Linked DNA regions of Mus musculus: all the other regions are linked to region 5. The links are chromatin loops, found by intact Hi-C in ENCODE. Cell type or tissue: left cerebral cortex. All regions are shown on one strand.

Region 1 (4,000 bases), 210 kb after region 5:
ACCCCTAGCAGCTAACGCTCCCTAGATTTACCTGACAGCAAGCACTTTTTGGGCTGTTTTACAAAGCAATCAACATTGTTTAATTTGTTCAGAAGCAAATGGAACTTTCTTCCTGTTTACTGTCTCTTCCCAGTGTCCTTAATTCTCCGTACTTCCCTAAACTATGCCCCCAACATGCCTATTTACATGAGTATCAGGCACCAGAGGTCTGCACCCCCATCACATACCGTGCCAGTTTCTAACAGTGTGAAGGCTGTTGGAGCACAGATTCTCTTTCCTTGGGAGCTGAGTATAGCAATGTGTCTGTCAACATGGGACCCTTGTATGAACAGGTCAGACTATTGTCTCGTGGTCCCACCTGCCTTGGCTCTGGTTGATGTAGCAACAGTATCTGTCATAGGGGCTGTTTTGCTTGTAGGAGCAAACGATGATACTGTCCTGGGGCACAAAGAAGATGCTGTCCTCGGGCTCAGGGCGGTCAGATCTGTCCCAGGCTGAGCACTTGGCATCCAAGGCACTGTAGGCGAGGGAACTGGCCGAGGGGCAATAGCCATCCAGGTATCTGGATGTCTCTTCCTGCCGCCCACTCTGGACTAGACTCTGGCATTCTCCTTCCTCTGTAGGAGTGGGGGTAGTAACGGAGCTGGCCATAGGCACCTCACCTGGTCCCTGTGGGAGCTGCTTGCCTCTGAGGCCTGCCTTCTTAGCCAGTTCATCCGAGCTCCCTTTGCCTGACTCCAGGTCTGATGGGGTCCTCAGGAGTTCCACCACTTCCTTGTCCTTGGGCTTCCGGAAGCAGGGTAACTTGCGGACCCAGAGTAGCTCATTCTCTGGCCACTTGGTGCAGCCTTCGGTTTTCCTGGCCAGAGCAATGGCGGCGATGCCTGGTAGGCAGATGGCTGGCCCGATGGCCAACAGAGGGATGTTCCCCAGAGTTTCCCCCTTCATGCCAGAGACAGTGAACATGAAACCAAAGACCAGGAAAACACTGACCAGGGCCACCACCAGCCCAGTCCTCGGATTTATGTCATCAGGCCGCATCTTTCACTCCATCCAGCTTGGGGCTGCCTGGTAGCCAGGGAGTAGTACCCTTTTGCTTTTTTTTCTGTGGGAGGTGAAACCACAGGGGTTAAAAAGAATCCAATCCAACTTCCTACCCACTAACTCTTTCTTGCTATCTCTGACTTCTCTCTCTCTCTCTCTCTCTCTCTCTCTCTCTCTCTCTCTCTCTCTCTCTCTCTCTCTCTCTCTCTTTCTCTCTCTCTCTCTCTTCCTCTTTCCTCCCCTCCCTCCCCCATCACTATTGCAACCCGTTCTATCTCATACCAACATGTGTCAAAGAAGTATGGTCACCGAGTTACCTGAAGGCTCCTGCCACCTCTCAGTGTCTCCAGAAAGCTTTGTATGGGCTGTCCCTCTGTTCTCTTCTTGGATTCCGAGAGCCAAGCCTGGTTTTTCCCCACCGACACTGCACAGGAGGGGGGGGGGGACGAGGAGGGGAGGAGGGAGATGGGTTAGAGGAGGAGGGTCTTTCCCAGCCGCTGCGAGTAGGTAGCCAGAGCTCTAGAAGCGGAGCCTGGGCGCAGCGGATCGGAGTGGGCGCGCGGCGCTGCCGGCGGGGAGGGAGGACTCCGTCCGGGCAGGAGGAAAGCGCGCGAGCCTGGCCGCCTTACATCACTTGCACCGCGCTGGGAACAGAGATGGACGCGCGGGGGCGCGAGGGGGTCAGAGCCCAGCGGCCGCGGGAAGCGGGCTGCTGGGGGGCTCTCGTCGCGGTGCAGCAGGCGGGTGGCTTGGACCGGTGTCCGTGCGGCTGCCATAAACCGGAGCCCAGAGCTCCTTGCCCACGGGGCAGCTGGTGCACCGTCCTAGTCTGGGTTCCAAATTCAGGATCTAAGGGCTCTGGCGACAACGTGAGAGGATGTTGGAGACTGACTCTCTTGGCCAGTTCCACATTTCCTGAGCAAATGCCCCTGCCCCGACAGCAACCAGGTTCCCCAGGACTGTCTCTGCCTCTGCCTCTCCCAGGCAGCTCCACCAGGCGCAAGATACCCTCGAAGAAGCTGGGTCGCAGGCTGCTTCTGCCTGACCTGAGCGTCCCGGGAGAGCACCCAGGCGGTAGGAGCACGAAGGTCAGGCCTCCGGGTCCTGCCTGTGCTTAGAAGTCACCAGAGTCTCCTCCGCTGGACTCCCATCTTTGCACTTGGCAGAAAGTATCCTTGGAAACTCAATCCCACAGACGTGGTTCCAACCACACTGGAGCCAGGAGGAAGGGCTTCTGGTTCTGATCTTCATTCAGGGAGCCCACAGGACAGACTTTGGTTTGGAGGGTCAGGCCCAACCGGTGACAAGAGACAAGACTCTTCTGTCTTGCTAGTCTCAGTCCAGTGTCTGCCCGCGGAATATAGGGTTCTCTTGTCTCTAGGGAAGATTAGATGTGGTTGCGATCCTTCACCTGGTCTGTTTAAGGTAGAGGAAAGGAATTAGGAAGGCAAAAAATTACGTTCTTTCATGCCAAGTCTTGACTTGGTGGAAAGAATGTTGACAACCAGACCTTCTCCACCTAGGCTGGCCCTGTGTACCAGAATCAGTCATCAGGAGACTATTAACAACAGATGTCTGAGCAAATGCTATGACGACTACAGAAGCGTAAATTCCTAGCACAAGGCTTTGGTGCGTGGTTCCTGTTCAAAATGCACAGAAAGGTACACGTACTCTTTTCTGCTCATATCGTGTGCTTATAGTGCTCTCAGCACGTAAGGCAGGATCCAAGTCAATGGAGACCTGTCTGTCCGTGTAGACGAGGACTTTGGCTTTATCCACTGAACAGCGAAGAACACTAGGAGGGTTTTAGGCGGAGATTAAGTGTTCACGTTTTTTGACAGATGGTGCCAGCAGATTAGAGGGTGTGAATCTGTGCCTGGAGACTTGTTCATGAAGCAAAGCAAGACAGGACATGGCCCCAAGAGTGCCAGGCTGAGAGAGGTGTTTGGAAGAAAGTGAGTCTGAAGGACGGTTAAGGATGGGTCCGACCACCCTGGCTTGAGGCAGAGAGGTGGTCTCCCTGGTTTCTCACTTCACCCAGGGTTATCAGAGGGCAGGCTTCTTCTCCTTTTTATTCTTTTGTTTATCATGTTTGCCTTTTATATTCATACTTATCACATAGCTGGCCGCACTTCTGGGCACATAAGAATGAAGAAAGGGGAAAAGGCAGACAGCTAAAGTGAGGTGTCAGGTGCGTGGCCATTTCGATCAGGAAAGGGGTAGTTTGTTTGTTTGTTTGTTTGTTTTTAATAGCATCTTCACTCTCATAGACATCTGCTTTGTTTGACAGATGTATCTGGACTACAGAGGAGCCTGGAACTGGTCTGTCAGTCTGTTTCCCAGACTCACTGCTGCTCTGGAAGTTGGTTTTGTTAAGGAAAAGGGAAGCAACCAGCTCCAATTACTGAACACATTTCTCTCCCGGAAAACCCCTTTCTCATCCTTTACTAATAATACCCACTGTCTTACCCTTCTTCCATGGTAGTTTCAAATAGCCTGGGAAGCTGGGAAGCTTCTAAGCCTTTTTCACTTGCCCTGTCCCCTCAGCTCCAAGGCTATAGTGTTCAGCTGTGTGTTTGATATTGCCGTTTGGATCATCTACAGACACCTCATGCTCAAATGTCCCAGGCTGAACTTACCTGTTCTCCATGCTTCTCTTTTTCAGTAAGTCCTATTTATCCCATACACCAACAGCATAGCTGGGACTCTAAAGAAGCTTTTTTTTTCTTTACTCTGAAGACGTTTTTTTTCTTTTTCTTTTTTTGTGTGTATTCTTCTCTCATATACTGACTGCAGTTTCCCTCCCTCCCCTGCCTACAATCTCTACCTCCCTCAGATCTACCCCTCCCCCATCTCCCCTCAGAAAAGAGTAGGCCTCCCAGGGACATAAACCAAATATAGTATAACAAGCCACAGTAATAGTAGACACATACTCTCACATCAATGCTGGTGGAGG
Region 2 (4,000 bases), 550 kb after region 5:
GACTCCATTGCAGTGATATGTGGCTTGGGAACACATTCTGAGAAATGCAACCCTAAGATTTCTTGATCAGTAGGTGCTAGAATCATATGTGGCCAGAGTTGTATAGCGGCCTCTTGTGAATTAAAATGTGGTTACCAGGTGCATTAATACGCTGGACCTTCAATTTGGTGAAAGATTCTATGAACACTGTCTAACTGACTGTACAGCTTATAATGTTCTTTCATATGTGCATAATTTCTTAGGAGGGAAGGGGTACCAGAGAAAGCTTTATTATACTGCTCTCAAGCCTCAGGGTACCCTGAAAGCATAAGCACTACACTCATAAAGAGGCTGGTTTGACACAAAACGTGGCTAGAAGTTCACCTTTTGAGAAACACCAGTGATATTTCTCAGAATCACCAGAGGACACATTAAAAATATAGTTTCCCACGTACCCTGTCCTAAAGTGTCTGCTTTATTATCTTCTGGATGGGATCTGTTTCCAGATTCTGAGGAAGTTAAGATTTTGCCACACACAGTTCTGTTCTAGCGTGCTCATCCATTGGCACCAGGGACCTGCTGCCTAGATAGACTTCATGAGGATGGGGAAGCATGCCAGTTTGTCCCTTATCTGGCATATGGAGCCACATCGCATCACGGATGCCAGCACAGGGCTGCTGACTCTGGCCTGCTGTCACCACCTCACCACTGCTTGCTCATTGGTTCCTGTTGGCCTCCATACTGTTCAGGTTTCTCTTGCGTAACACAGAGGAATGCAATTTGTTTGTCAGTGAATGAAGTATAAAGGGTTCCTCCTGAATTTCTTATTTGAGAAGACTAAAATATCTACTTTTTTCTTCATTCAATGTATATCTTTTTCCATGACAGGAAAAATTTGAAATTAATACCTATTTTTCTTCTAAATCCCAAAAAAGCTATCATCATTAGGAAAGGCAGCAGCATCTTTGTGCCATGTAATATTCAGCCCCGCCCCTCCCTCAATCTGCCACATACTTAATTTCCTGCTCTTTCTTACTGCCTAGGTATTCGAATCCTTAGAGGCCTTCCCAGAATGCTCTGGCCAGCCACTGATACTAAAGCAACATTTCCCTCAAGATAGCTAATAGAAAGTATTCTCAAATGCCCATTTAAACTGTTTGTGGTCTGTAAAGTTACCAGTACTGTTTCACTAGAAAGATGAGAAAACCGGCGTTCAGAGTGGTCGTGTTAGTCGCCTCAGGTCACAGAGCAAATGGCTGTCTTGGTTTCCATGTAGACACATCTTACTCCAGAGCTCATTCTTTCGACCTTTACCCAACAAAGCAGCCAGACACCCTGTCATCATGACTACTGTTAGTTACAGAAAAAGGAGGGAATTAGATATCCTGGGAACTAACTTTAGTCACCATGTTGTCTACAATACCGTATTAACCTGTTTTCACGCTTGTTCTCTCTGATTGCAGTACAGAGATCCGTGCTGTAGTGCGGTAATGTAGGGTCAGGTCACTTAGGTAAGTAAGTGGAGTCTTCCTAGGTGGTGGGGTGTTAGAAACCAAGGGCAGCACAATTGTGAATCTCAGGATTGTTGTGTAATTACCGAGTGTTTTAGTCAGGGTTTCTATTCCTGCACAAACATCATGACCAAGAAGCAAGTTGAGGAGGAAAGGGTTTATTCAGCTTACAATTCCATACTGCTGTTCATCACCAAGAAAGTCAGGACTGGAACTCAAACAGGTCAGGAAGCAGGAGCTGATGCAGAGGCCATGGAGGGATGTTCTTTACTGGCTTGCTTCCCCTGGCTTGCTCAGCCTGCTCTCTTATAGAACCCAGGACTACCAGCCCAGAGATGGTCCCACCCACAAGGGGCCTTTCCCCCTTGATCACTAATTGAGAAAATGCCTTACAGTTGGATCTCATGGAGGCATTTCCTCAACTGAAGCTCCTTTCTCTGTGATAACTCCAGCTGTGTCAAGTTGACACAAAACTAGCCAGTACACCAAGTGTCTAGTATCCTTCAAGTTCAAGTATGTTAATTTTCTAGGTTTCTTTTAAATGCATTGCTTTTTTTTTTTTTTTTTTTTTTTTTTTTTTTGGATAGGAAACTGTCAGGGCTGGCCCATCATATCTATCTGGGCACTGAAATACAATGCTGTGACCCAAAGCAGCTGTTGTTGACTTATATTTCCAATGAAATGGTTGAGTAGCCTTGACAGATGAAAGGAGAAAAGAACAGCAAATGTGTTGCTTGCCTGCGGGGGAGAGGGGAGGTGGGGGGGAGGGGAAGCTGGGGGCTGGTAGTGTAGTTCAGTTGGTAGAGTGGTTTTTAACATGGAAGAACTTTTCTCATCATGTTCATTTCCTACAAACTACAGAATAAAATATCTTGCCTATTCCAAGTTCGGCTATGAAAGTGCCAAGAGGAAGTGAACAAGATCGCGGTCAGCTGCTGCCCTCTGTTGGCAGAATGTGAACGCGTGATAAGCAGACAGGGAACAGCAGTAGAGTAATAAGCAAGATTGGACAGAAGCTGCTGACCCCTGTGCTTGAATTAGGGAAAAGCTGGAAGAGGCTGAGGAGGAGGGCGACCCTGTAGGAGGACCAGAAACCTCAATTTAACCTAGACCCCTGAGATCTCTCAGGCACCCGGCCACCAACCAGGCAGCATACACCAGCTGATATGAGGCCAGCAACACATACAGCAGAGGACTGCCGGATTTGGACTCAATCAGGGAAAATGCACCTTACCCTCAAGAGACTGAAGGCCCCAGGGAGTGGGGAAGTCTGGTGGAGTGGGAGGGTGGGGACATCCTCGTAGAGATGGGGGAGGGGGTGGGGAGGGTGGTGGTGGAGGGGAGGTATGGGATGTGGGACAGTCAGAGGGTAGACTGGGAGGGGGATAAAATCTGGAGTGTAAATGAAGATAAAATAAAAAGAAGAAAGAGAAGAAGGAGAAGAAACATTAATGGAGCCAGAGAGATGGTTAAGAGTGTGCTCTTCTCTTGCACATCTGAATCCAGTTCCCAGCACCTACATCAAGTGGCTCACAAGCACCCTGCAACCCCAGCTCCTGGGGGGATCTAACATCTCTGCCTCCACAGACATTTGACCTCCGCATGTGTGGGCGTGCACACACACAATATATATAATGTAATATATATAATGTATATTAATAAATATAATAATTTAGTAAAACAAAATGTTTTTAAAAGAAGAAACACTAACAAATTAATGATTGTTCTGTCCCTTAAGTCTGTCCCAAAGGTCATAGTAGAAATAAAAATATTGGGTCAGCAAATTGGCTTTGTTAAGAGCTTGGTATTTGGGTCGCAGAATGATTGAGATTACATAAATTAGTGCTTTGAAGCACCTGGGAATTATTGCTGTTATTATTTTCCCAGAGCCCTTTGGTTACCATGTTAATGCTTACCCAAGCTTGGACAGTGCTCATCTTTGTGATGTCAAGATCTAAAGTTGATTATGGCGATTGCTTTCTTTTCCCAGTTATTCCAGGCTCTTACAACTCTGACCATTTCACTACCTTTCCCTTTCTGGGCCATTATTGTCTTGTGTGTTATGCTCTTAGATAATAACTCTTTAAAGCATCATTACCGTTCAGTATGAATTTGGATTTATGTAGACACATTCTAGTTTTGTTGTTCTTCATTCATGTCTAGCTTTCTTCAGAGGTTCTGGGCACCTAGTCAGTTAGTAAGATTCCTTAATATTTTCTCTAACATCTGCCCACTGGTCGCAATTCTGCCCAAGTTTCCTTTGGGGGAGAAATGTCCTTCTTCCTCTTTCCCTCTGCTCTTCTCTGTTCTCCTCCCTCTCACCCCCAATTCCCTTTTTCTACTTCCACAGGGTTAGCTCAGGCTGGGCTTGTGCTCAGTGTATACCTGAGAAAGACTTTGTGCTCACTGGCCTGCATTGACTCCCCGGGTGCTGGAATCACAGACATTCACCACTGTGCCCAGTTTAGGTGATGCTGGGCATCACACTCAGGGCTTCATGCCTGCTAGGC
Region 3 (4,000 bases), 500 kb after region 5:
GATAATTGAAAACGTAGAATCCAAAGCCATGGAGGGTCAACTGTAGCTGGAGTTTGATTTTTCAAATGGGAATCTAAGGGATGCCTGCCACATTGAATCTCCAAAGGGTGGAGTGAGGATACAGAGAGAGCAAAAACCCAGGGCAAAGCAGCACTTGGGACTGTGAGACTCTGAAACACCTGGAGTGTGCGCATACAGGGTGCGCAGTAACGGGAAGCCTGCCTCAGGAGGCCAGAGGAGGCAAGCCAAAGATCACTGAAGAATCCAGAATGACAAATTGCTAATATGTTTGGGCTTTACGTTCTTTTTGCAATCAACCACCCCTATCAGAGTCTTGTTTCTTCTTTTGTCTTTTGGCTGTACCCAGAAGAACAGTGAAGAGACCTCTTTGTCTCATCTCTACAGAGTCTTTGCCTCCTTTTGCTTTCTGAGTCCTAGGATTAAAGATGCATGCCAGAACGCTCCTAACAGCAGCAACTTCCTTCCAGTCTATTTTTCAATTCGCTAGAGAGTCACAACCCCCCCAAATCTTACCCAAAGGCTCTTTCTCGAAGTCAATCCTGACGGTGCCTGCAATCGCATATGCTATTACCAGAGGGGGGGATGCTAAGTAGTTGGCTCGTGTGTTAGGATGGACTCGGCCTTCAAAATTCCTATTCCCAGACAGAACGCCAACAGCTACGAGGTCTCCCTGTGTGAGGCAAGAGAACTATTAGTTCACAAGGAAGGCACTGCCTAGGCTTCTGTCAGGTCAGCACTCACATCATGTGGACAAAGACGTCAGCCACCCTTCCCTCAGGTCTGCTACCGGGAGGAGGGCATGGAGGGGTATACCAAAGGGAAAGAGATGTTCCAGGTCACATGCAGGGAGCAGTGGACAGTCATTTCTGTTCTTCAGAAAATACCAGATGGGTCAGCATATGATGTAATTTTTACTGCAGGAGTCTACGACCAGGTTAGACTACCAAGAAAGGTCAAAGGGTGACAGCTGAAGGAAGCCACAGTGACGGGTCCAACAGTGCTTTTCAGCAGGGCTGTGGATCTGTGGGGCCAGAAGCCAAACCAAGCGAGGCAGTTTATATAAGGGGGTGTGTATGATCTGGAACCAAGCTTCAAATGACCACTAACAAACACGTTTAGAGCTCCTTGTCATCCAAGCCAGCATGGTCTGAGCCCTCGCCTGTGTGTCAGGCACTGTGCTAAGCACTTCACTGTTATTAACATCATTCTCAGTGCAGGGACCCTCAAGACACTCCAAGACCAAGTTCTCAGAACAAAGTACATTTATTTGCCCCAGAGGGTCACAGGGCAGGGAAGAAGAGACGAAGACAGGAGACAGAGGATGAGGGAGAGGGGGAGGGATATTTGTTGGGCTGTGTGTCGGGGAGCCCATGACAGAGGACTATCTCTGGATAGAGAGGCGATAGATGTGGCACAGGGAAATGGCAGTTTGTAAAGGGGGAAGCCCTATGTTAGGATGAGTTGTTTAATTTTGATTGCACATGATTAGGACGGGCAAAGGGGGATTTGACTGTTGGACTTTAATACTTTGATAGCTAGACCTTGGTAGTCAGCCTCAGGGGAAGGGAGTGGCCAAATAAGGGAATAGATGGTTTTTAACAAGGCAGATGGAATGGGGCGAAGGGCAAGGCCTTCCTGAGCTGTGTTTGCCATGCTTGGGCTGGCGAGAGTCCCTCCATTCAGCACTCTCTAAAACTCTGCTATAGCATCTCCAGTTTACAGTTGTGGAAACCAAGGCACAAGCCAGCTAACTTAGCTGCCCGACGTTACACAGCTTTGACTTCTCTCTCAATCTTACTTCTAAAGCATATATGTCGCCACATCCCAGTCCCAAGGACTGTCTTCAAACTTCGAGAATTTGCCACATGTTACGTGACGTCAGACAAGAGGTCTGCAGAACACACACCACTGGACTTACCTGGGTGATTGCCTCGACCACAGGTTCAGGAAGGGGTCCACTGTTGCCGATGCAGGTCATGCAGCCGTAGCCCACCACATCAAACCTAGGCATCAAAGCATAGGAAATGTCCGCTCAGTGAGCCCCACTGTTGGAATCCTCCCGGAGGCCACAGGTCATAAAGGAATGGGAGTGGAGTGAGTTTAAGACAGGATGCTACTGACATTTTAAAGCTTGTTAACACAGGAGTTGAATGATTCGGAATACTGAAAAGCTTAAACCAGATGTGTCATTTAACGTCCCTATCTCCTATTGTTGTGAGTTCCCCAAACCTTTTGAATTTTACAAAACACACGGGGAAAACAGATACTATTCAAACTAACACAGTAATGGGAGAAACCGTTTTGGCATCTAATCACTCCTTTGGCTCAAGGACTAGACGACTGCAGCCATGTAAGTAACTACTTTTCATGCCAAAATGCAGACAATTGCACAGCCACTACCAACCAGCTCGCGGTTCATCTCAGTACAAATGACGAACGGCGCCCTCTTCTGGGGAAAGGAGGGGATGTCACACGGAAGCCCAGGGTTCACTCTTGTATGTATGATGGATGGGCCCCATGCAGTTGGAGTGCTATGAAAGTACACAGCACCAGATAAGCGCAAACCGCTACCCACAGACACAGATGCCAGAGGACTTCCACAAAAGCTAAGACAAACACCCTCTTCCTCACCCTAACTGGGACAGGTAAGGCATGACTCCACTCTCTCGAAGGTAGTAGGTGACCACTCCACTTCCAGGAGACAGGCTGGTTTTGATGTAAGGCTTCACACTCAGCCCCGCCTCCACAGCTTTCTTTGCTAACAATCCTGTGAAACGGTGAACAGAGACACAGCATGGGTGGCCTTTTATTTATATGTTAAGAACACACTAGGAAAAAGCCTGGTTTTTTCCAGTTACACTTCTTGACTGGCAGATCAAAAGTTCACTACTCAGAGACAATGGATGCATGCAGCAAGCCCAAATGAGTTTCGGGAAGGAAGCAAGAGGGAGGACCTCTCGCTCCTTTTAACAAATACAAATCACAGCCTGGCACGGTGGCACACATCTTTACTCCCAGCAACCAGGAGGCAGAACCTCTGCGAGGTTAGACCGAACTGGTGGACACTGCAAGTTCTCAAAAACCAAAAACAATCAACTAATAAAATAAAATAAATCCAGGCCAGTCAGGAATGTTTTATAAAATGTGTTTTTAAAGTTTGGAGGGAAAAATCATCTAAAATTATCTGTTTGGATTTAGAAAAAAAATTGTAACTGGGAAGGCCTTTTCTGAGATACATGAACTGTGGACTGAATGACAGCGAATCCAGGCAGCCGACAACAGATCTAGAACACAGATATTGATAAAGCAGAAGATCAGAGGCCCTGGGCCCTGGACTGTGATGGGATAGCCTGTACTCTGACTCCAGAAGAATGACAGCTGTGGGGAAGACATGAGGGGAAGAGGTGTGGGAGCAGGGGGACAAGGCCCACGAGGGACTGCTGATGTTACCTGATAAAACTGGTCCACTCCAGGAAAGCACATAAAGTGAGGTGGCAAAGATGAACTCTCATAAGGTTTCCCTTTGGCCCACTAAGAAAGAACTCTTGGCTCTGGTCTCTGGACCCAAGGGAGGCTCTCCAGGATGACCAAACCTCTGAACTAAGGAGCTCTTCTGGCACTGAGCTCTGCATGTAACTATTAACTGCTTCTCAGCGTTGCACAACAGGCCGGGCGCATGGAGTTTGATCGGCCAGTGCCCTCTGCACCAGTCCGGCTGCAACTGCCAGTGCACCAAGACAGTGCAAAGCTCACTGCCCGGGTGGGCCTTACGGGAACAAAGTCCATGACACAGCAACAGGTCCTTCTACTTCTCTCTTTCTCAGGCAGACCCAGATTCTAAGTGTTAGCAGAAACCCTGCTTCCTCTGCTTCTCGCCCCTTATTTTCTGTGCTAAGCACATAAGAAGGCTGTTAAACAGGATGAATTCTACTTCAAATATTTTCTATTGGATGCTATTTGTTGCACTGGAATTTTCTGG
Region 4 (4,000 bases), 380 kb after region 5:
TGGATGAGACTTGAAGGTCAGTCATTCATTCCTCATTGAACAATTCATGAACAATGAATTGAACGAATAACATCCATTGTTGTTTTATATTTGACTCTACCAGTATTTTTAGCTCACAGATTTGTGTCTTTAGGTTTTGAATATTTTATCAATAATTCCATCATCTATCACTTTGCTTTATGGCTATTGATTGGTTTCTTAGGTACAGGTGCCATTTTCTTCCTCTTTCACATGCCTGGCACAGGCTTGGTACTGATGTCTTGGAATTTCTCTGGTTACAGAAGTTTCCCCTCCTATTCACTCAGGTCATTTTTCAGTTGATAACTTGAGCTCCATGTAACCTTTCCTGTCTGAGAGGGACTCAAGCTGTCATCATCTCCTCAAACCTCAGTCACAGTCTCTTAAACTCGATGACTCGGTTTTGCTTGGCTCAGAAGTCTAGAAACTCCCTCCAGTGCCAAATCAAGGTAGCTGGGGCCCCATTTCCTGTCTCTCATTTCTATCCTGTATCATGAACCCACGTTGCCTAGTATCTGGTGTCTTTAAGCCATTGTTCCATGTATTTTGCTCTGTTTCTAGTTCTTTAAAAAGGAAAGCTAAATCTAGTCCTTCCTCATGGCCGGTGGTGGGATAACTTACCCATCAGCGGAGCCAACCCTAATTTCTTGACTCTGAACCCCTTACTCTAACTCCTGACGCAGGCAAGAACACAAGAAGATTATGCAACTGTTTTTTGGACTTAAGTGTCCCTGGATAGGAAACACGTGGCTCCCATGGTTTTGTAAAAAACAAGAATAGAAGGTGTTCTCTGTAAACTATCCAAGGTCATTTACACGGCTTTGGTACTAACCAGAATGCAGTGTTCCGATTTCTCAGTTAACAGTTGTTGAAATTTTGGAACTGCTAAGTGACGTTGAATGTAGAGTTCCATTTAAGTATATGAAGGATCCTGGGGGGGGGGGGGGGTGGATGGTAGGCGTAGGTGCTCTTGTGTGAACCTCCATCATTGCCCGGAGCAAACCAACGTTACTGTCAATTTCCCTGTGGGATAGTGGGAGCAGAAACGGCAGGAGCTGCATCCCTGGTCTCCCTGGAGCAAGCCAAGGATTGGAGTAAGAACATAAGATGGGCCCATTCTCCAGTTTGTCAATTTTCTGCCTGCGTTACCAGATGAAAGCCCTCGTACATCTGCAGGCAAATGCTTTGTGTATGTGCTGTCCGGAGAACGAGTGCGGACTAGGCTTAGCTAGCCAGCAGAGGATGCGGTCTCTGACATCTGAGTGTTAGGATTGCCTTCAGGCACTACGGTTGCTGGGCTTTGTCTTTGGGTTCTAAAGACACAAACTCTGGCAAATGAGTCATCACTGAGCCATCTCCCCAGTTCAAATCCCCCTGTTCCTGATATGAGCCAACACCTGGGACCCAGGACACCTATATGAATGGCTGCATAGACGGAGGGACGACTCGTCCCTGTTCTGTCTCATCAGCAGCTGTGGGTTTTCCTTATGATAGCAAATGAGGCAACACTTATTAAATTCTGGGTTTGATGCTTTTATAATAATTACATTTTAGTTACAGGGAGAATTAATTGGGCGATTTGGACTTATTTGGAGTTGACAGAATCCATATAACTTAGCAGATTACCTTAGGAATTTCAAAATATGTTATCTCAAAATAGAGCTTAGAAAAAAACGGAGTAGAATCTGTGTTGGCTTTAAAATCCACTTTGAGCAAGGGAAATTTCCAGCTTGGGCTGCCTTCTGAGTCCCTGCTGCTGACTCTGCACTTTGGGCGACAGGCTGTCATTTCGGGACAGGTTTTTTTTTTCATTTTAAATGGTTTGTTTAATGATTTCTTCTTTTAAGAAAACTTTAGGCTGAATTATTTTACTAAAACATTTTCCATGTCATGCTAAAATATTACATTTACCACATCAATGGTGTTTTAGGAAAACCAGCTACAATTGGTAACGAAGCGCCCTAAATTCTCAAAAAGGCAGGAAGTGGGGTTGCCTTTCGTCAGAAAGCTTTACCGCTCCCTGGAATTTGGGACGCTTTTAAACAGCGCCACCTAGTGGAGTTCTCTAACTATAACCGCACCGCAGCGCCCTATCCGTGATTCTTTGAATACCAAGTTTAGCTGGGTGTGACAGCACGTGTAATCCCAGGCCTCCCGAGGCTGAGGCAGGAGGAGAGACTGCACAGCCAGACTCTGTGTTTCAAAACAAATAAATAAAAGGATTGGGGGTTTTGGGGATGTAGCTTAGGGGAACAGCAAGTGTTTAGCCCGTCCAAGGTCTTGGTTTAGATTCCTCGGGGGATGGTAGCAAATTAATTGTTCCAGATGTCATTCAGCCTACTGATAAATGCATCCCAGTTTCAATTCCTGCACTGATTAATTTGAACGCAGATATATACTCAACCAGCTTCTCAAAAGTTCAGTTATTTACTGATTTCATGTCCCATGGATAACTGTTTTTTTTTTCCCGCTGACGTCTTTCACACTGCCCCTCGCCCCCCCCCGCCCCCCCGCCGTGAAGTCTTCCCGGAGAATTAAGACATTATGTATAAGGTAAGGTTCAGTTTTCACAGAATGGGAAGTGACGCAAGGTACATATGCTTGTTAGAGAGGCAACTGAGCTCACACAACACCACACATTATTAGCATCACAGGGAGTGTCAAAATGTGTATACGGGGTCAGGGGACGGGGGCGGGGATGGGGTGGGGTGGGGGAACAGCCAGTGGATGTAGAGAATTTCTTCTCCAAATTCATTTTATATTCCCACTGGGAAAAAGCTAAATTCCATTTGCCAGATTCTCCTGCAGCTTATGCAGGGATCTGGGGTTGAATTTGGATAACGTGGAACCTGGCTTCTAAAATATCCTCCATATTTTCCTCACCTTCCCCAAATCCCTGTCTGATAACTGTCATTATCCAGTCAGACAGACCTTAGGAGCTTTAACTGTCCACACACAGCCTACTACCCTCCTATTCTAGCCCTATGACCTTCAAGGGACTGTGATGTGGACACAGAACCCACTTTCTTGCCATAAGCTAGAGGTTTGGCGTTTACTTGTTAACTGCACTGATGAATGAATATGGAAGAGAGGAAAATGGAAGCTAAAGGAGAGGCGTATCTGAGAGAACAGACCTTTCCTTCAGAAAGATGCCTGGGTTTTCTGACGCATTTGTGCAGGTCTCAGAGTAAGCACGCAGTTGATAAACATCAAAAACATCAGCAACACAGCTGAAAAGCATAACCACAAAACGCACTCTGGCAGTGTGAGTTTGGGAGCCGGATAATCAGGCTGTGATGGAGATGATGAATCTTGTGTAGAAACGCTTCCTGCAGCTTTAGTCATGAGGAGTTCCGGTGAGGCGCCTGCGCTGTAGGGTATTTAGGAAGGGGCCTGTCAGCTTTCACAGCGCCGTCGCGCCTTCTTTCAAGACACTGTGACACCTCATGCTGTCAATCCTGCTTCCACACTAATTAAAGTTCTTAATAACCTCCATTCCAAGATGGTCCGGAATATATGATGTGTGTTTATTTCCATTATAGGCAGGGTACACAACATGTGACATTAGTAAAGAGTTCTCAACTGAGCTATTTGTGGGGCCCCACTCAGCACACATTCAACACCCAAGGAAGCCCTTGGATGAACAGAGGAAGAAGAAACTCGTGGGCTACAGAGGCCAGAGTCTGCAGAGGAAGAATTGGCATAAAGTTGTTTTTTGAAGAAAGAAAGGCAAGCAAGCCTGGTCACAGGAGGAGGGGGAATGAGCCATTGGCTTCATGGCGGGAGGGGAGGGAAGAATTGAAAAGTTTAGCCAAGATGGAGGCAGGATAACAAGAGCTCTGAAAACCATCACTGAGAATTGAATTTAAAGCTGAGTTAGAGCTCCAGATCAGTTAAGTAGGCAGACACGCTGGATCTAGCCAAACCCTGAGCTGATAGCTGCTATCTTCAGTTCTGCCCCAAAGCACACTCAAGATGGGAG
Region 5 (4,000 bases):
TTATGATTCAAATCTGGACTAACTCCACAGGCTCATGTTTCAGAGTGGCAGGTCCTTTCCATGCAGTGTGTGCTAGATGCTGTGGAGCCTTTAGGAAGTGAGGCCTGGCTGGCAGACATAGTCTCCAGGATCAGGCTTTTGAAGGCTATACCTGTTCCTGGTTGGCCTCCTGTGAATAGGCCACCCATCTCTGCTACTGTGGGCTGACACACACTGTGTGTGTGTAGGCAAGAGGACAATTTCCAGATGTCAGTTGTCTCCACCATGTGGGTCCTGGGGATTGAACTCATGTCATTGGGCTTGGCTATAAGTGTCTTTACCCACTGAGTTCCAGTAAGTCAGAAGTACTCTTTTTAAAAAGTAATAACTTAATTCTCAAGTAAACACACACACACACACACACACACACACACACACACACACACCCACCCACCACAACCTTACCTCATCCCAAGCTATCCTAGAACTCAACATGTAGACTAGGTTGGCTTTGAACTTGCAGAGATCTGCCAGTCTGTGGATCCAGGCTGCTGGGATGCAAGTACACCACAAAAAGAAAACACAAAACAAAACAAATGCACAAGGATTAGGTAGACATTGTCTGTATTTAATTACGATTCAGTGTCTTCTGAGAATGAAATATTGTCATGGAATACCATTCCCTTCTGCAGTAATGTTCAGATCTGCCTCTTTAGAATGCTCTTTCCTTTTGGATGTTGATAATGGTGCATTGGCTGGTTTTGTGTGTCAATTTGACACAAGCTAAGAGTCATCAGAGAAGAAGGATGTTCAGTTGAGAAAATGAGATCCAACTGTAAGGCATTTTCATAATTAGTGACCAATGGGGAGAGCACCATTGGAGGTGGTGCCATCCCTGGACTAGTGGTCCTAGGTCCTATGAGAAGGCAGCTGAGCAAGCCAGGGGAAGCAAGCCATTGGGTGGCACCCCGCTCGTGGTCTCTGCATCAGTTTCTGCTTCTAGGTTCCTTCCCTGTTTGAGTTTCTGTCCTGACTTCCTTTGGTGATGAACATACTGGCTGTGGGATTGCCAGTTTGTCACTCAGGCTTTATGGTGACACCAGGACATTCAAAATTTGGAGGTATATAATGGAGCATTATTTAAGCCATAAATAAGAAGGAAATTGTGTCCTTTTCGAGAAGACAGATACCCGGGACATCATCCTGTGGAATGCAGTCAGCCAGACTCAGAACAATTACCTCATATTGGTGGTCTCAAAGTTCTTGGCTCCCCTGACTCCAGGCCCGTTGGAGGCAGAGTATGGCAGAGATTGACGCATGCACAAAGCCACCTTAGCACACCAGACAAAGGCAGAGACAACACTTACCTATTCTGAGATTGGTCTTACTATGTAGCCAAGACTGACCTGGAACTCATGTAGCTCAGCTTGGTCTTGAATTCAAGACCCAACTGCCTTTGCCTTGAAAGTTCTGGGTATATTGCTATCGTGCCCAGCTAGGAAGTGTTCTCAGAACACTGATTTCAGAGCATGAGACCCCTTCATGTGTGGGTCACCGTGAGTCAACTAACCCTTCTGTGGCTGGACCCTGCAGGTAAGGGGTGGAGCACAGGGCAGAGGAGGGGCTTCTGGCACTCAGTTCTAAGGAGCCAGTGGACCAGCTGGATTCTTATCTGCCGCTGACATTTCCACACCACAGACTCTCTAGTTTGTGGCAGCTGGGAACTTACTTTTGTTTTCAAGAACCCAGCGATAGGTCAGATTCTCAAATACAGCCGATTGTGGTGGTCATGAGTGAGAAGAGACTCAAGATGTTAGGAGGAGACCACAGTATGTAGACCTGACTGAACTTGCCCCTGACAAGCTGACAGCCCATTGCATCATCTTTACATGAATGAGAAAAAGGTACCTGTTGCACGTGGAAACCTTTAACCCAAATCCCCTGAGGCCGGAGCCGCTATGAGACACAACTACATGACAGTGTAGGCTGGGGACCCTGTTTCCCATGGGGTCCTCTGTCACCTTCACAATGGAATTCTGACTACCTGAAAATAAAGGACACAAGATTTTGTTGAGTGAATAAAGTAGTGTCATGCTTTTTGCTAGCAAACAGTAAAGAGACTTCTCTCACACTGGACTGTAATGAGGGAGGTAGTGTGCTGTATGGTCAACCAGTTTTTCATCTGATAGCCTCTTGATGCCATCCTGAATGGGCAAAGGCTCTCTTACAGGTAGGAATGAGGGGTGTGTGGAGAAGACAGTATGTTTTCTACCTAATGTTTTAGCTTTTCAGTCCACAAAATGGGATTCTCCTGTGAGAGCGTTTCAGTTTTCTCACTTTGGCCACCAGGTGGCAGCATGTGAATAAAGAATTTTTAATCCTCTTGCGGCCTAAGGTTTTTGGGAAGATATTATGTAAGTCTCCTGTTTCAGGGTCTGCACTTTAAAATATGTACGTGTTTTAACTTACCAGCCTATATGAGTTGTACAAAGCAATAGTTTCATTATGACTTTTTTAAGGGCAGGTTTTCTCTGTCATATGGCCTTGGCTGTCCTGAAACTCAGAGGCGTTGTGCCTTGGGGTGTTTGTGTCTTTCCAATGCTGAAACTAAAGTCGTACACCACCACACCTGTTTCATCACAACACCTTCATAGATATGGTGTATGTTGGTCATATTTATCTCTTAATCTAGTTAGACATTTCTTGCTGGGGGTAAGACATCTTACTGTTGTGCCATGGGAGAGATCGTGGCTATGGTCTGTGGTCTTCACAGCCGGGTAGGACTGCTGACTGCTTTTCTCCCTTGGCTGCTCGCTCGGCACCTTCTGATACTTTGAGAGCTGGTCCTCAGGGAGGGGGCTCCTAGATCAGCTCCAGTTTGGTTCTCTGAATCCTACATCCCAAGTGTATGATGTCTTCAGCAGTAGGGTCTTGCCTTCAGGTTGTGTGAGCCTGACCAGAGTTGGATTTCGGGAGCCCATATAGTGGACGGAGAGAACTGACCCCGCAAGTTGCCTCTGATCTTTGTGTGCACTGCGGCCCATGCAATTCCCAATAATAAGTACATGAACAAACAAAAAACCCACATACCATTAGAATTGATGGCTACTGCCAGTAGAGAGACGAGAGAGCAGTCTCATCCCTGGGAATGGTAAGTTTATATTTTGGAAAATAGATTTCTCATACAATATATCCTTGTCACAGTTTCCCCTTCCTCTACTTTACCTAGTTTCACTCCCCACCCCTAATCTGCGCCTGCTTTTTTTCTGTCTCTCATTAGAAGAGAAGAGGATTCCAAGAGATAACAATAAAACAACAAAATAAAAAAAATTAGCAAAGCACAAGCCATCATATCATTGAAGTTGGACAAAGAACCACAGACTGGAAAGAGCCAAAGAGAAGGCACAGGACTCAGAAACCCACACCCAGGAGTCCCACAAAAACACTAAACTGAAAGCTATATCGCGCGCGCGCACACACACACACACACACACACACACACACACGACCTGATGCACGCATGTGCTAGCCCTGTGCTTGCTGCTTCAGTCTCTGAGCTCATATGAGCTTTGATCATGATGACTTAGTGGGCCAGGCTCTCCTGGCGTCCTCCATTCCCTCTGGCTCTTATAATCCTTTTACCTCCTTTCCTGTGAGGTTCCCTGAGCTCTGAGGGGAGGGATTTGATGGAGACTCCTAGTTAGAGCTGTGTCTTCCAAGGCGCCTCTGTATATTCTGACTTAGGTTCTTAGTGGAGACATTTACTGCACAGCCCATTCAGAGCTTTCCTGCAGGTAAGTTCTGAGGCAGCCATGTCAGGGAAGGATGATGCACACGCCCTCTGGTGGCAGCTATGACTCAGTGCAGGATGCTGTTCTCTTTAATGCAGCATGTGTGGCCCCAGCCCCTCACTGATATTCTCAAAGTAGAGGAACCCTCATTAATCTGCAGGGAAGTTTGTTTGATGTGATGCATTTAGTGGAAGAGAATTGTTTAAAAATTCATCAACATGTAAGGTCCC
Region 6 (4,000 bases), 540 kb after region 5:
TTAAAGTGCTGAAGCTGCTCAATCAGAACACAATAGCCTCTTTGGGTAGAGGATTAAGAAACTTGTTTGCTTTGAGGTATACATTTTTTGATAATATGTATATAACTTCTATCTCAAATTCCTGTAGACAGCATGAAACAAAGGAAAGACTCTAATGCAGGGTTCCATCTATCACACACAGACACAATGGGCAACTGCTTTCCAGTGGCAGAGGCAGGACCACACACAGAGCTCACCAGGAATGTGGAAGTGGCAGAATTCGGAGACTGGGACACCATACTTCAACAGACCCAAGGCTAGAAACCCCCAACAGAACTGAACACAGGGATAAGGAGGCAAAAACATGCCACCTGGTGTTTTAGACATGACCTCTCAACTGCTTGGTAATCTTACAGCAACCCCTACACATTTGGCATGGTCTAGTCACACCCACCTCCCTGAACTCACAGGTCTGGTGTGCTACATCAGGTTTACACACATCAACTCAGCAGGCACAGAAACAACCAAGGCACACATGAACATCACCCAAAGCCACCACCAACTGTGGGGATCTCGTATTCCGTTGGAAAGTGAGGTCCAGAGTGCTCCTGGGTATCAGAGGTTAACTCCTCCACGGTGCGGAATGGAAGAACCATAAATAAAGTGGCAAACCCAGTGAACTATGCCTCCTAAGCACTGGCTACTTCGGTGGTTCTAAAGTATGCTGCAGAGAAACACAGGCGCAGGTGTTTGGACGGTCAAAACCACTCTTTAAGCAATACAATGTTACATTTTCACCAATATACTTAAAAGTCTTCAGAAGCTACATGACCTGTCATACTGCAACAGGCTGAGTGTCTTCTAAGCAGAGATTTGCAGGAAGGTTAAAGAATGCCATTCTTAATAACAGTGTTTTGGAAACTACAGAATCGGTCTATCTGAATTAAGTATATTAAGTGTCTATACGCTGTATTTATACACTGCAAAAATCAATAGGTACAATCTATATAACAAAGGTTCTTTAGGCGCGCTGCCGGTCCTAAATGCAAAAGTTCGGCAACTTCTGCTGGGAGGCTGTCATGCGTGCTGCAGGGAGATCTGCGGTTCTAGTGCACTGGGCTGGCCAGAGTGGTACAGTCCCGTTCTCCTTGGGTTTCTCAATCAATCACCTTGGACTCTATGCCCTTCCACTGAGGGGGCTCTTACCCTCACCCCGCCTGCCTTCGCCCCGTGCTGGGGACTCCAATCTGCCGGGCACAATCGTTCCTTTCTATCCCGTGGGCTGGGCCTGGCACAATGACACCCCGGCGGTGCGGCCCTCACACCAAGGCGAGAACTCCCGGGGCGCCGAGTAGAGCCACTCCCAGTCCAGAGCGACGCAGGCTGGGGAGCGAGTAGAGAGGTCACCCCAGGAGCCAGCTCCACCGCCTCCCCGCAGCTCTCCCCGTGTCCTCGGGTCTGCACCCGTGGGAAAGGCCTGCACGGACGCCCCGGGGCCGCGTGGTACTCACCGCTCACAGTGCAGTTCCCGGAGCACACAGGCGGGTGCTAGCAATGTCCCAGGCCGACTCCGCGCTCCTCCCACTGAGCGGTCCTCCGGACGCTCCGGCAGCGAGGCGGGACCGGTGGAGAGCGGGCCGGAACCAGCTGCTGCGGGAGAGGGGCGGGGCCCGGGCCTCACTCCGCCCCCCGAGGGGCGGAGCCTGGGCACCTCCTCCCTCTAGAAGCTGCAAGCGATGGCTGAAGCTTGCAGTCTAGTCCGGGTGCGCCCTCCCTTCGGAACCTTCCGATCTTGGCAGATGGGCGGAGTCTAGGGCCTATTCCGCCCCAAGGCCCAGATCTGACTTGAGGTTGCGGCCAAGGGGCAGAGCTTGGGAACACCTCTTCTTTCCAGAGCCTGAAGGCAGACCATACCGAGGGACGAGTCCCAGGCCCCTACATGGCCAGGTTTAGGGGCTGGGCACCGTCCCACCCCTAGAACAAGAGACTCGTGGCCACGGACGGGGGCGGAGCCTAGGACCTGCTCCACCCCTCTGTACCTCCTAGGCCCGAAGGCCCGAAGCTGAAGGCTATTGATCTTCGTGGCTCCTCCCCATAGGCGGGAGAAACTGGGCCCCGAGGCTGCATCTAGCTTTGCTAGTGGCTCAGTCCCAGGAAGTGTAGAGCCGATTTCTAGGCTTTTCCTCTTTTGGAGCGTGGAGAAGGCTGACTGTCCCTCACGAGGGGCAGAGTGTGACATGTAACTGCCTGACTAACGTAGGGAGCCTTAGGATTTCTGTTGCTGCGATGAAACGCCATGACCAAAAAGCAAGCTGAGGAGAAAGGGGTTTATTTGGCTTACACTTCCAATTCACTGGAGGAAGTCAGGACAGGAACACAAGCAGGGCTAGAACCTGGAAGCAAGCACTGATGCAGAGGCCGTGGGGGTGATGCTTAATGCCTTGCTTCCATGCCTTGCTCAGCCTGCTTTATCATAGAACTCAGGACTACCAGCCTAGGTGAGACCACTCACCATGGGCTGGGCCCTCTCCCATTGAGAAAATGGTGAGAAAATGCCTTACAGCTGGATCTCATGGAGGCATTTTCTCAACTGAGACTCCTTCCTCTCTGATGACTAATTTGTGTCAAGTTGGCACACAAAACGCCACCTTTCTTTTAAATGCTGGGTGGTAAGTACGTTTTCTGAGTGCCTCTTCCAGTGTCCCCCACCTCCTCCACCTTGCCCTTCACTTCCTATTCCTACCCCAACTACTGTTTTGTTTTAGATTTCTTCCCGAGGGTTTAGTTGTTTGGGGTTTTTGGTTTGATTTTTGAGTCAGATACTCATGGGCCCCAGGCAGGCTTAGAGCTCATTGTTTGGTGGAACTCCCCAGACCTTGGACTCCCTACATCTACCTTTAAAGTGCCGGGACTGCAGGTTCTGTCCCACCACACCCAGCTCTTATAAAAGGCAGTTTCTCCGTTATTACTAGCTCAAAGCACAGGAAGTATACATCAGGAGCACACTTCAACATGTCTGTAGCTTACACAGAATGCAAACTTTCTATATATAAAACTTGGTTTTAGCCTACAGCAACCCATTAATTACAGCACATGCTGTCCACCGATCTAAAGTCTGAGCTGTGAGACTGAGTGGGGGTTCCGTCCATGCTTAGCAGTTTAGCCTCTCAAGTCAATGTGAATTTGGAAACATGATTGATTAGCTCTAGATGAAAGGATGTAAGGTTTTGCTGCCCAGATCATTTGGAAATTCAGTGTAGGCTTCTACATTGAGTTAACACGAACGAGCATCATATAGGGAGAATGACTAGTAACTAGTATGTCAAGCACTTGGCTAGCGATGGGTTTTGCTGCTCTAGGTTGCTCCCTTAGTGTTGAAGGCCCTGAGTTCCAGGAACTCATCACAGGGTGGATTTGAGTTCCAAGCTGTCCAAGCCTAAGGCTGGTTATTCCAGGTACTCAGGGCAGAGGTGTATTGCTCTTGCTTCCTTCTGCTCTGCAGCAGGTAGAGTTATAACTCCTGATCTTTGGCTGAGACCAAGCTTTACAGTCTCTGCTTTTTGTTCTTCAGAGCCCCTGCCTGTCTTTACACTTTTGCTATTCCTATATAGTCATAGTTTCTTGCATTTTCTTTGGAAACCCTTTAACCACTCCCTAGTGTTATAGTTCAGAGCTCTTGAAGGGCTCGGGAACTCTTAGCTGCCTTCTGTGTTGTTGCTCTGAGCTTTGGCCGTTGGGGTCTCTTAGATCTTGATGACTCTGGAATGCTTCAGCTACCTCATCATTGCCAATGCCAGTGCTGCTGTCTGTGCCATCAGATATGGAAGTCGCATTTTCCTCCATACAACCTGCCTAGCTTGATTAAGACTGTAGACAAAGAGATTATTTGTTAGGTGTTGTGCTAGGCCTAATATTGCAATCCCAGAAGAAGTCTCGAAGATTAAAAAAACAATTAGGGGAAACAGTCTTCTCACATAGCCGGAAGGGGACTATGACATACTTGTGTATGGACTGTAATTCC
Region 7 (4,000 bases), 400 kb after region 5:
TAATCTTGGGGAGCCAGTTCTCTCCTCCCATCTCTGCTTGGTGAGTTGCTTACTTTTCTTTTGGGGGGGTTTCTCTGTGTAGCCCTGGCTGTCCTGGAACTCACTCTGTAGACCAGGCTGGCCTCCAACTCAGAAATCCACCTGCCTCTGCCTCCCAAGTGCTGGGATTAAAGGCGTGCACTACCACGCCCAGCTTACTTTTCTTTTGCACCATAACCAAGGTAACTTACAGGAGCAACTTTACTTTGGCTTATGGTTCCTGGGGTTATGGCTCATCATGGTGGGGACAGCACAGCAGCAGGTGGCAAGCATGGCCCAGGAGGATGAGTGCTCACTTCTTGAAACTGTCAGCACGAAGCAGACAAAGGGAACTTCAAGTGACATATGCCTTTTAATCTCAAAACCCACCTCCAGTGACATACTTCCTCTAGCTAAGCTACACCACCGAAACTTCCCCAAATAGTGCCACCAAGTGCTCAGACGCCTGCTATGAAGAACAATTTTCACAGAAACAGCACATGCGGGTTCTCAAGATTCAATTCAGGTTTGCATAGCAAACACTTTACCTGCTGAACCATCTTGCCGGCCTATCGGAGGTACATTTCTAAAACTATAAGGAATAAGATAGAAGTTTTTTTTAAATAGGAGCTAAATGGATTATAAAGAAGTTAATTGCATTTCTGTCATTTGGCTTGATCAGTGCCAGTGCCTAAAGTAAAGATGTTAGGGTCTGAAAGGGAGGGGTTTTTTGGGGGGGTGGGAGGATTCTGATGTCGAGCCAATCTCTCACCTGGACTTAGTCTGGTAGCCAAACACTGCTGTCAGATCAGTCTTCCTTCTATACCCCCATGAAATTCATGGCTTCGTCCTCCTGTCTTCTCTAACACACCTTGCCAGGGAGAAAAACCAAATCCCCTTCTGGGCTTTAAAAACACAGCTGGAAAGGTAGACCCTTTCTCAACAGACCCAAAGTCAAGCAAGCTTGCCGATAGACACCTTTTTATTTCCTTTCCTGGCTTGTCTTCTATGTGCCCTCTAAGCCTTATACCTTTCCCAGATTCCTGGCTAGCTACCAAGGTCTTAGACAAAACCCCCATGGCCCTGCTCGCACCCAAAGATTTATTTATTATTATATCTAAGTACACTATAGCTGTCTTCAGATGAACCAGAAGAGGGCGTCAGATCTCATTATGAGTGGTTGTAAGCCACCCTGTGGATGCTGGGATTTGAACTCAGGACCTTTGGTAGAGCAGCCAGTGCTCTTACCTGCTGAGTCATCTCGCCAGCCAGAGTCTGTCTTAATGGACTCTCTTTGCTTTATTTTTTTCACAGCCTGAGGTCATTGGAAGGAATGGAACATGGTAGATAGTAGCCAGTGGCAGAAGAATTATACTTTGCTGAAAACATTGATTCTGTTTATTATTGTTATTATTATTGACTATATTGTTTAAGTGTGAGAATGGAATGGTTTCCACAGAAAGTCATGATGATGGCCCTCAAAGAAATTACTAGATGTATTTGGTCCCATTAACAAAGGCAACATTTACTTGGGTTGTAAAATGCCCTACTGAGGGACCTACAAATAGTCCTTTCTAGCATGGTTAGGCTCCCAGAGACTCTTATAACAGAGTTATAACTAACTCATTATAACAGAGTTGAGGTCAGTAGGTAAGATAAGTCTTGCATGAAGAGTACACAGGTTAATAATAGCCTAAATAATGGCTCAATACTTCAAAGCACAGATTTTTAAAGCTTTGAGCTTCAAGTTTCAACAAAACCATTTTTAAAGGAATACAGTGAGCCTTAGTGACCTATCACACACCAACTGCTAATTAACTGTATTTCCTTTACCCTTTACTGAGAAGTGAGCTCTGCACACCATGTTCTCTTGTGTATAATGTTATGGATGTGTTCTAGGTAGCAGAAGCCCCATTCAAAACACAACCACAAGATCTAATATCTCCTTAATACCATAAAATATCACAATGGTGTTTAAATTGCCCTCTGCCTCTTTATTGGTCCTCATTTTGTTTTTCTCCTAACTATAGTTTTGTTTCTGAAAAAGTTCAGCTGGATGACATCCCGATGATTTGGCTTATCGGAATGTGTCCTTTTAGAATTGTGTGAGGATTTCCTCTGCCCTTTCTACTTTCTTATGAAATGAGTAGTTCTAGAAACTGTACAGATTTCAGGTCAATTTTATAGGCAACAAGATATCTGTCCACAAGAGGGCGCGGATGAGCTTTCCATGAGCAGCCACAGCATCAGAATTATAGAACAGTGAAGTTTACCTGAGGGCCAGCATAATGAATGGAAATATGCAACTTCTGGGGTGGAGGTGTGTGGTGGATAGCCTTGGGGCTAATTTTATTTGATGTTAATTCTGTTCTCCAGTGAGTGGCTTTGAACCAGGAATGAGTCAGCACTCAGGTGGTTTCCTGTAAACCTGCTTCCCATTTTAATTTGTAAAATAAAGGAGAGCTGATGATTGGGCAGATAAAAGGGAAAGTGGAGTGGAAGGTGGAGAGAGGGAAGGAGAAAATAGAAGAGGGAGAGGATGCAGAGGAGGAAGAAGGAGGAAAGAGGAGCAGAAGCACATGGCCTGGATAAACCGAAAGTTCTAAGGGGTCTCATAAGCTGTGGAAGATGGTAGTGTAGCTGTAGATCTGCCCAATCTAGGCACACAGCTTGTATTCATTCATCATATTAACTGAGTCATATTTTCATTGCCGGGGCATATTTGGGTTGGAGATTTACCGCAACAGGGGTGGGGTGGGAGGTGGGGGACCCTCTAGAAAATACAAAGGGAGGGACCTTAGATGAATTGCCCAACAGTGGGGAGGGGGAACTCATAGAGTCCACCTCTAGTAGAAATACAGGGCATCAAGTAAAGGGATGGGGTTGCACCATATCTGCCTGGACGAGGCCATGCTCCCACCTTGATGACTGTCTTAGTTAGGGTTTTACTGCTATGAACAGACACCATGACCAAGGCAACTCTTATAAAAAACAACATTTAATTGGGGCTGGCTTACAGGTTCAGAGGTTCAGTCCATTATCATCAAGGTGGGAAGATGGCAGCATCCAGGCAGGCATGGTGCAGGCAGAGCTGAGAGTTCTACATCTTCATCCAAAGGCGGCTAGTGGAAGACTGACTTCCAGGCAACTAGAGTGAGGATCTTAAGCCCACACTCACATTGACACACCTACTCCAACCAGGTCACACCTATTCGAACAAGGCCACACCTCCAAATGGTGCCACTCCCTGGTCCAAGAATATACAAACCATTACATTCCACTCCCTGGCCCACATAGACTTGTTCAAAAACATGAGTCTATGGGGGCCATACTTAAACATAGCATAATGCAAAATGCATTTAGTCCAACTTTCAAAGTCCTCATAGTCTATAGCAGTCTCAACAATGTTAAAAGTCCAAAGTTCAAGGTCTCTTCTGAGATTCATTCAACTAATTAACTGTCATCTCCAAAGCAAGGCAGGAAACCAGCTGGGCAAACTCCAAACTCTGCATCTCCATGGCTGATGTCAAAGCAGTCTTCAGATCTCCATTCCTTTTTCATCTTTGTTGACTGCAACAAACTGCTTTCTCTTTGTTAGCAGCTTTCCTCAGCATGTCAGCATGTATCCCATGGCTCTGGCATCTTTAACATCTTTGAGTCTCCAAGGCAATTTCAGTGTTTTGTTTTTTGGTTTTTGTTGTTGTTGTTGTTGTTGTTGTTTTGTTTTTTGGTTTTTGGTTTTTTTTTGGTTTTTTTTTTTTTTTTTTTGAGACAGGGTTTCTCTGTATAGCCCTGGCTGTCCTGGAACTCACTTTGCAGACCAGGCTGGCCTCGAACTCAGAAATCCACCTGCCTCTGCCTCCCGAGTGCTGGGATTAAAGGCGTGCGTCACCACGCCCGGCTGCAATTTCAGTGTTACAACTTCTTGTTTCAGTGTCTGGGACACTGATCTTTTGGGCTCCTCCTAATGGCTGGAATCACT

What was found. Peaks named below come from ENCODE experiments on the same cell type or tissue, not always from the same donor. Only the 100,000 strongest peaks of a DNase experiment are listed, where the experiment ranks them.
Region 1: a loop joins it to region 5, with 2.2 times the contacts of the local background. A loop is called at or near these places in 2 of 42 quality-filtered maps.
Region 2: it touches region 5 in a loop (9-fold over the local background); 29 of 42 quality-filtered maps call a loop at or near these places.
Region 3: it touches region 5 in a loop (3-fold over the local background); 3 of 42 quality-filtered maps call a loop at or near these places.
Region 4: it touches region 5 in a loop (10-fold over the local background); 36 of 42 quality-filtered maps call a loop at or near these places.
Region 6: it touches region 5 in a loop (2.7-fold over the local background); 30 of 42 quality-filtered maps call a loop at or near these places.
Region 7: a loop joins it to region 5, with 5 times the contacts of the local background. A loop is called at or near these places in 25 of 42 quality-filtered maps.

Annotation. Positions count from the first base shown.
Region 1 is chr4:40,470,966-40,474,965 of GRCm38, reverse strand. Tmem215 (transmembrane protein 215) reads right to left here and starts at 2,786. Exons shown (of 2, transcript NM_177175.4): 1 at 1,362-2,786; 2 at 1-1,105. The coding sequence starts at 1,041. The coding sequence ends at 334. In left cerebral cortex, a CTCF peak has its summit at 1,721; DNase peaks (open chromatin) are centred at 1,667, 2,049, 2,796, 3,917 and 3 more places; H3K4me3 peaks cover 2,157 bases; H3K27ac peaks cover 2,545 bases.
Region 2 is chr4:40,133,365-40,137,364 of GRCm38, reverse strand. No RefSeq gene overlaps it. Among named protein-coding and RNA genes, the nearest start is that of Aco1, 7.9 kb to the left of the region's middle. In left cerebral cortex, a CTCF peak has its summit at 2,435 (motif pointing left); a DNase peak (open chromatin) is centred at 2,432.
Region 3 is chr4:40,181,592-40,185,591 of GRCm38, reverse strand. Aco1 (aconitase 1) reads right to left here. Exons shown (of 21, transcript NM_007386.2): 12 at 2,653-2,788; 13 at 1,940-2,024; 14 at 535-691. Among named protein-coding and RNA genes, the nearest start is that of Aco1, 40 kb to the right of the region's middle. In left cerebral cortex, a CTCF peak has its summit at 2,482 (motif pointing left); a DNase peak (open chromatin) is centred at 2,475.
Region 4 is chr4:40,299,364-40,303,363 of GRCm38, reverse strand. No RefSeq gene overlaps it. Among named protein-coding and RNA genes, the nearest start is that of 4930509K18Rik, 12 kb to the left of the region's middle. In left cerebral cortex, a CTCF peak has its summit at 2,075 (motif pointing left); DNase peaks (open chromatin) are centred at 1,315, 1,792, 2,068 and 3,344; H3K4me3 peaks cover 264 bases.
Region 5 is chr4:40,680,440-40,684,439 of GRCm38, reverse strand. It overlaps Aptx (aprataxin), which reads left to right. Exons shown (of 8, transcript NM_001025444.3): 8 at 1-2,362. Among named protein-coding and RNA genes, the nearest start is that of Aptx, 21 kb to the left of the region's middle. In left cerebral cortex, CTCF peaks have their summits at 2,320 (motif pointing right) and 3,824 (motif pointing left); DNase peaks (open chromatin) are centred at 2,345 and 3,825; H3K27ac peaks cover 431 bases.
Region 6 is chr4:40,141,032-40,145,031 of GRCm38, reverse strand. Aco1 (aconitase 1) reads right to left here and starts at 1,767. Exons shown (of 21, transcript NM_007386.2): 1 at 1,491-1,767. In left cerebral cortex, no CTCF peak of the experiment used is centred here; DNase peaks (open chromatin) are centred at 1,762 and 2,006; H3K4me3 peaks cover 2,194 bases; H3K27ac peaks cover 1,515 bases.
Region 7 is chr4:40,284,035-40,288,034 of GRCm38, reverse strand. No RefSeq gene overlaps it. Among named protein-coding and RNA genes, the nearest start is that of Ndufb6, 6.6 kb to the right of the region's middle. In left cerebral cortex, a CTCF peak has its summit at 2,225 (motif pointing right); a DNase peak (open chromatin) is centred at 2,229.